Regions from separate parts of the Homo sapiens genome. Here region 1 is linked to region 2. Evidence: chromatin contacts called from ENCODE Hi-C data. All regions are on one chromosome and are shown on one strand. The core of a region is the stretch at or near the end of the contact, and the rest is flanking DNA. Distances in the headings are between cores, read along the strand shown. Region 1 overlaps LOC100506851 (a long non-coding RNA gene). Region 2 has its middle 35 kb from the start of IRAK1BP1.

Evidence for each region. A loop is a pair of places that touch in the nucleus more often than their neighbours do. Pooled maps may share reads with other maps.
Region 1: a loop to region 2 is called in a map of IMR-90, with 2.5 times the contacts of the local background. The contact joins two enhancer-like sites. A Hi-C loop is called at or near these places in 2 of 168 maps with a recorded cell type or tissue (A673 and IMR-90), 1 of 37 single-sample maps with no recorded cell type and 2 of 50 pooled maps.

What each region holds. Positions count from the first base shown.
Region 1 is chr6:79,458,804-79,462,726 of GRCh38, reverse strand. All of the region lies in intron 5 of LOC100506851 (a long non-coding RNA gene), which reads right to left. Among named protein-coding and RNA genes, the nearest start is that of LCA5, 77 kb to the left of the region's middle. Within about 2 kb of position 1,431, at least 2 of the 41 ENCODE cell types and tissues checked have a DNase peak (open chromatin) inside an H3K27ac peak, as active enhancers do.
Region 2 is chr6:78,830,025-78,834,143 of GRCh38, reverse strand. No RefSeq gene overlaps it. Among named protein-coding and RNA genes, the nearest start is that of IRAK1BP1, 35 kb to the left of the region's middle. Within about 2 kb of position 2,428, at least 2 of the 41 ENCODE cell types and tissues checked have a DNase peak (open chromatin) inside an H3K27ac peak, as active enhancers do.

The sequences.
Region 1 (3,923 bases), core at 182-2,681, 630 kb before region 2:
ACATGACCATACTAGACACAAATTGCATTATTTTAAAATAATGCCATTTATGTTCCCTATTTATTTCATTCCACAATTCTGAGATAAGTGCACTGAAAGCAAAACGCTTAATTTAAGAGGGTTTTTGGACCAAAGATCAAAAAGTAGGTGTGGGTAAGTAGGAACACATTTGAAATGGTTTCCCTTTGCGAATAATTATCATTTTTGTCAATTCAAGTCCTTTTATTTTTGTGCCTTATGATTTAGTTTGACAAGTGTGTGTGGGAAGTAATTTATTTGCAAATAAAGCCCTTTAGCATTTATAATGTAGGCATAAGCCCAAAGCTGGACCCAGTCTGATGTTTCCAAAGAATAAAAAAAAAAAATTAAGGCAGGCTACTCTTATAGAAATCTCTAAAGATAATTAAGGAAGATCAAAGACTCAAGGTGGTGAAATCTCCTCGTTTTCTGAGAAGGCTTTCCCTGGCTGAGCATTCACTGAAGGAAACAGGGTGGCAAAGAAAGGAATCTCAAATAAAACAAAAAGACACCTGAGAGAGCTTTAAAAGGACCTATTCTAAGGCTGTGAGGCAGCCTTACCTGAATCACATAGTCAATTTATTTAGGGTAATTTAATATTTTTAAGAACTCTCATTGTTTGAGACTATATGACCCAGCATAAATCTTCAGCATGCTCTATCCCTAGTGGAAAGGGGCAATCCCTATGCTGCCATGGGATTCAGACTTTTAGTACTTGGTTTCTGACGTGACTTGTATTTGTTTGTGTATTTTTTCAACTTGAGGAGGAAACTGTCTTGCAAATAACATTCTCCAGGGTCCTGGCACCAGGAAATTTTCCCAGCATACTCTGCGGCGTTTGTCAAACTTAGAATGAAGAGACGCCACTGACCCTGTTCTCAGTACATAGAACCCAGTCACTATGACAGTGACTGGACAGCAGCAGAGGAGAGGGTCTTCTGGGCATAGACTGTTTGGGCATAGATATATACCTTAAAAATTTTGGAAAAGGACAGAAATGAGAAGAAGAAGAAAAGAAAAAGGGGACAAAATGAAGAACAAAATATGTTACCTCAGGGTATAGTAATAAATTGCCCATACCCAAAGAGAAGCCTGGCTTTTTCCTTGGGCCCTGGGAGGTACTCTCTAACCCCTTAGAATGTCATATCTTTGTCTACCTGAGGGACTTGGGCCACGCCAGCAGTCTAATAATGTGCTTTTGGTGGGGCTGGAGACTGAGGTCGAACACATGGGTGATCAACCAGGTCTGTGTGACTGAGTCCCAATAAAAACTCTGGGCACCAAGCCGTGGGTGAGCTTCCCTGGTTGGCAGTACTTTGTGCATATTGCCTCACAATGTTACTGGGAAAGCTAATGCTGTCCACAATATGCTGGAAGAGAACAATCAGTTCTTTGTTGGGGACTTTTCTGGACACTGCCCTATGTATCACTTCCCTTGACTGATTTGATTCTGTAACCTTTCACTGTGATAAATCAAAACCATGAATATAACAGCTTTCAGTGAGTTCTGTGAGTCCTTCTAGTGAACTATGGAAACTGAGAGTGGTCTCCAGAAACCCTGGAATTGCATTTGGTGTCAGAAGTAAGGGTGGTTTTGTGTACTGCTTCCTGACTTTGCACTCAGGATAGCAACCCAGTTCTCTCCACAGTGGAGAGACCCACCTGTGAGCTTTGCCACCTTCTTCTCCTCCACATCTCTTTGGCACCCACCCATCACTCTACAACCGAGCACACCCACTATTCTATAAGATTGTGCCACCAGAAGATTCCTCCTTAACCTCCCACAATCCCCCTCTAGGAGAAATTGTCTGCTGTAGTCTGGCTACTCTCCTTATTACTTCTCTCATACATGAATATATTGCCATTACTCAGGCTGTTCCCTTGATTTAAGTGTCCCCTCCTCCCTCATCCCATCTAAATCCCACCTGTGTATACACTTAAGAAAGGGGATGTTTTCAACTTCTTTGCCTTTGGTTTGAATTTCCTCCCGTAGCTCGGAGTAGTTTGATCGTCTGAAGCCTTCCTCTCTCAACTCGTCAAAGTCATTCTCCATCCAGCTTTGTTCCATTGCTGGTGAGGAGCTGCATTCCTTTGGAGGAGGAGAGGCACTCTGCTTTTTAGAATTTCCAGTTTTTCTGCTCTGTTTTTTCCCCATCTTTGTGGTTTTATCTACTTTTGGTTTTTGATGATGGTGAGGTACAGATGGGTTTTTGGTGTGGATGTCCTTTCTGTGTGTTAGTTTTCCTTCTAACAGACAGGACCCTCAGCTGCAGGTCTGTTGGAGTTTGCTAGAGGTCCACTCCAGACCCTGTTTGCCTGAGTACCAGCAGTGGTGGCTGCAGAACAGCGGATTTTCTTGAACCGCGAATGCTGCTGTCTGATCGTTCCTCTGGAAGTTTTGTCTGAGAGGAGTACCCGGCCGTGTGAGGTGTCAGTCTGCCCCTACTGGGGGGTGCCTCCCAGTTAGGCTGCTCGGGGGTCAGGGGTCAGGGACCCACTTGAGGAGGCAGTCTGCCTGTTCTCAGATCTCCAGCTGCGTGCTGGGAGAACCACTGCTCTCTTCAAAGCTCAGATGGAACTGAGCAACCTGTTCCTGAATGACTACTGGGTGCATAACGAAATGAAGGCAGAAATAAAGATGTTCTTTGAAATCAACGAGAGCAAAGACACAACATACCAGAATCTCTGGGACACTTTCAAAGCAGTGTGTAGAGGGAAATTTATAGCACTAAATGCCCACAAGAGTAAGCAGGAAAGATCCAAAATTGACACTCTAACATCACAATTAAAAGAACTAGAAAAGCAAGAGCAAACACATTCAAAAGCTAGCGGAAGGCAAGAAATAACTAAAATCAGAGCAGAACTGAAGGAAATAGAGACACAAAAAACCCTTCAAAAAATTAATGAATCCAGGAGCTGGTTTTTTGAAAGGATCAACAAAATTGATAGACCGCTAGCAAGACTAATAAAGAAGAAAAAAGAGAAGAATCAAATAGACGCAATAAAAAATGATAACGGGGATATCACCACCGATTCCACAGAAATACAAACTACCATCAGAGAATACTACAAACACCTCTATGCAAATAAACTAGAAAATCTAGAAGAAATGAATAAATTCCTCAACACATACACACTCCCAAGACTAAACCAGGAAGAAGTTGAATCTCTGAATAGACCAATAACAGGCTCTGAAACTGTGGCAATAATCAATAGCTTACCAACCAAAAAGAGTCCAGGACCAGATGGATTCACAGCTGAATTCTAACAGAGGTACAAGGAGGAACTGGTACCATTCCTTCTGAAACTATTCCAACCAATAGAAAAAGAGGGAATCCTCCCTAACTCATTTTATGAGGCCAGCAACATCCTGATACCAAAGCCTGGCAGAGACACAACCAAAAAAGAGAATCTTAGACCAATATCCTTGATGAACATTGATGCAAAAATCCTCAATAAAATACTGGCAAACCGAATCCAGCAGCACATCAAAAAGCTTATCCACCATGATCAAGTGGGCTTCATCCCTGGGATGCAAGGCTGGTTCAATATACGCAAATCAATAAATGTAATCCAGCATATAAACAGAACCAAAGACAAAAACCACATGATTATCTCAATAGATGCAGAAAAGGCCTTTGACAAAATTCAACAACCTTCATGCTAAAAACTCTCAATAAATTAGGTATTGATGGGACATATCTCAAAATAATGAGAGCTATCTATGACAAACCCACAGCCAATATCATACTGAATGGACAAAAACTGGAAGCATTCCCTTTGAAAACTGGCACAAGACAGGGATGACCTCTCTCACCACTCCCATTCAACATAGAGTTGGAAGTTCTGGCCAGGGCAATTAGGCAGGAGAAGGAAAGAAAGGGTATTCATTTAGGAAAAGAGGA
Region 2 (4,119 bases), core at 1,179-3,678:
TTTGGGTCTTAACTGTTTCCACAAATGCTGAACTAATTCTCTGTCATATAGACAGCTGTCTGTAGGACTCAGCATCTCAGTTACACTAGATCCTAAATATTGTGCAAGCTCTAGAGTTTCTATTCAGCTCTGACCAGCAACTAGTGGCCTTTTAGCAAGGAGCACAGTTAATGCAATAAAGTATCTTGGGGCAGCAGTGGAGTGGGGTTCTGTATGTGTGCCTTCCCATGAAATTGTCCCATGTCTTTATTGTTCAATTGATAAAATTCTCAAAGAGTGACACAAAAACTCTACTTTGAAATGCTTTCTGCCCAGGGCTGCAGAGGCAAAAGTATGCAAATAGTCCTATAGCCTAGCATTTTTAAAAAGATTTTTATTTTAGAAAGGAAATCAGTATATTGAAGAGATATCTGCACTCCCATGTTTGCTGCAGCACTTTTCACAATAGCAAAGTTTTTTTTTTTTTTTTTTTTTTTTTGAGATGGAGTCTCACTCTGTGGCCCAGGCTGGAGTACAGTGGTGCAATCTCAGCTCACTGCAACCTCTCCTCCCAGGTTCAAGTGATTCTTCTGCCTCAGCCTCCCAAGTAGCTGGGATTACAGGTGCAAGCCACCACGCCCAGCTAACTTTTGTATTTTTAGTAAAGACAGGGTTTCGCCATGTTGGCCAGGCTGGTCTTGAACTCCTGACCTTGGGTGATCCACCCGCCTCGGCCTCCCAAAGTTCTGGGATTACAGGCATGAGCCATCGTGCCTGACCAAAAACTATGCTTCCTAAACAGATTTTTACAGGGAGGAATTTGCTACCTGAGAAGACATAGTTCCATCCAGTGGTAACTAATCCAACTCTAATCATATGCTCCGGAATGATCCTATAGTTAAGACATTCAAAGTCAAAGTTAATAATAGCTCTTTCCAGCTAATTCCAGATAAAAACAATCACTTTCAATACGAATTAGCTCCAATGCTCTCTATTAAAAAAAAAAAAGCTAGTGGTTCTGATACTCACCAGCTCCATGACCTTGGGCAAATGACTTAACCTTTCTAAACCTCAGCTCTCTGGTCTAATAATGGCATAAAGATTGGATGAGTTAATGAAAGTAAAAACAGTGCATTGCTTACCACTAAGTAAGTAAATGTTAGCTCTGATTATTATATTATTCAAAGATATAGCCCAAATGAAGTAGTTTCAGAGAATACATGGGAGGCATATTCCACAGGAACAAACTTAAAAAGTAGCTCTTAGGGAAGATCTTGAACTTCCAACAATGACAGGAACACCAAAATGAGAAAGAAAATATCTAGTTTAAAATGTATGAGCATAGATCCAGGAGCTGATGTGAAAGTACTTGGTCCTTTTTGCTCTTTTCAATAGATAGTACACTTAAAAATGGCAGCACTTTGATGGAGAGACCAATGTCACACCAAATCAAATGACCATGTGGTGAACTTGGTAATTATAAGTACTAACAGCAAGCTGGCCAATGGCCAGTCAGCATTTCCATTCCACAGGTGCTCTTCAACAGCAAAGCCTGGTTACATTCCCATTAGTTGTTCACACAGAATGCTCAGACTCATGTGGTTTCTGCCTTGTCAGTCATAAAATGCTCAAAATTCCTGCCATAAAATGGCAGGAATTCAGTGCTGAACTCAGTATAATAAGTCACAGATATTAGACAGTTTCCACAAACTAATTATACTTTCATATTTCTAGTCTTAAAAAAGGATAATTTCTATACAACTGAGAAACATCTGAAAGCCAGTTGGTTGAGGTCTGAAACTCAAACTCAGCAATGCTATCAACCCTGAAAGTATGTGAAATGATTAATGTGGTGTTTCCACAGAGTTTGCCTAGGAAGTAAGTAGCACTAGAATGCCCCATCTGAAAAGGGTAATGATAAATTGGTGGTTTGGGGGAAATGGTACAGTAGGTGCCAAATGTCAAATCCCTGATATGTATCCTGAGGTATGGAAAATTCCTTAGGCTTTTGCTACTGTGAGGATTTGAGAATATTTCTGCTTCCTGAATCTACTTCTGAGGAAATTTCAGTTTCCCTATTAGAGGGACTCAGCATTCATTTAGGGACCATTTGTACTGAGATCACAAGAGTCCTTTCTGGGAACATCAGTCCTTAGAAGAAGGTTTTCTATTTAACTCCTAATTACTTTGCTACACTATAATCCCTATTTCAGTAGGATCACTAAGTTTTGCCAAAGGAAAAAGCCAATATAATCAATAGATTGTAATTAAATTCAAATGCCGTATTTGGGAACTTTGCCTTGAAGGAGGATGAGGAGCTGTTTTCAGGCACAGAAAGCAAGAACAGTTTGGAGATTTGAAAGAACATTCTGTGATTGAACAATGGCAAACAGTCTGGTTTGTTGCTAACACTGGGGCTGGAACCTTGGAGGGAGGCCAGTAAAAGAAAGATAAGCTTCTAGATCTCTGGAACAAAAATGTCAAGCAAAAGCTACCTCCCACTCAAAGCTCTTCTCAACTGTGTGTGCTTTTGCTGTGATTTGCCTTCACAATGCATTCTTCTTGTCAGTTCTGTGCAGCTGTTAACTGAATTATTGTGGTAACTTTGGCCATAAGTGATGGTCTTGGCTAACAGTTACTCGTAATAAGAAGAGATTGGCCAGGTATGTTGGCTCATGCCTGTAATTCCAGCACTTTAGAAGGCCGAGGTGGGTGGATCACCTGAGGTTAGGAGTTTGAGACCAGCCTGGCCAACATGTTGAAACACCATCTTTACTAAAAATACAAAAAGTAGCTGGGTGTGGTGGTGCATGCCTGTAGTCCCAGCTACTCAGGAGGCTGAGGCAGGAGAATCACTTGAACCCAGGAGGCGGAGGTTGCAGTGAGCCAAGATACGCCACTGCACTTCAGCCTGGGCAACAGAGCAAGACTCCATGTCACACACAAAAAAGAAGAGATCACAAAAACATAAATGGTTGTTATTATTTCATAGTAATGTTATTTTTTACTAGATGGACTGTGCTGTCACTTACCCTGTACTGGAGGTGGGCTTTTACCCTTCTCTCCATCTCCCTTACTCACCTATCAGGCAAGTCTATAGCCCTATAAACCACACCCATGTGTGCCTTCTGTTTCTATATCTTTCTTTTCCTCTTTTGCTTGAGACACTCCACTCAATCCCACCTTTGCTCTTTGGACACTTTTATTTCTTCTGGCTTGGCTCCTAGTGCTGTTCTCTTTGTTCGCTAATTTCTGCTTGTTTATATTTTATGGAGTCTCTCTCCTTTGCTTTTTGCCCTATCTGAACCAGATTGTGTTCTCTCCCATGCGACCTGTACCTCCCCTAGAATTTTAGCCATATTCTCTCAGGCAGAATTAATTCCTCCCGTAACTTGCTATTGACAATTCCTGCATCCTGCCTTGCAGTATAATTCATTCATTCATTCTGTCTCTCTCTCTCTCTCCTTCTTTTCCTCCCTTCTTTCCCAGCTAAAATATAAGTTTCTCAGGGCCTAGTTTATCTTCAAACCATAAAAATACTTAATAAATATTTAAGTCGAATTTATTTCCTGTTCTGTCTAGTAACTCAAATTATTGCATTTCTTTTTCTACTCTCCATTAAAATATTTTAATTTGGAAGTTAATAAATGACATTGTTTCATTACTTTTATACTTTATGCCTGGGTGGCAAATACATGGAAATTATTTTCTGTGATCACTTTTACAGGCCTCTAAGGGTGTTGTGGGGATTAAATGGGATAATGCATAGAAGCGCGGCATCTGGCATAGAATAGAGCTCACTAGCATTAGTGTTTTTAATAATTAGAAGGATCACAAATGTTGAAGTTCTGTGCTTAAACGCGTGAACTTAAGGTAAAAATAACATCAGAAAGGAATAGTCAGTTCTCACAAGTACTTATGTAATACTATTCAACTTTTTTTCTTGACAGCAGCATTATGACAAAAGTAAAACTTGAGATCTGTAATAGTCTGTGGCATAATTACATTTAGATGGTTACAAATGAAAAGATTGTAAATCTCCAACTTGTATGAGATGCAAAGAGGTCTTTCACAGGACCATAATAAACTATTCTAGCTAAACAACTGTCTATCATCTTTTCTCAGAAATCTTGTGATATT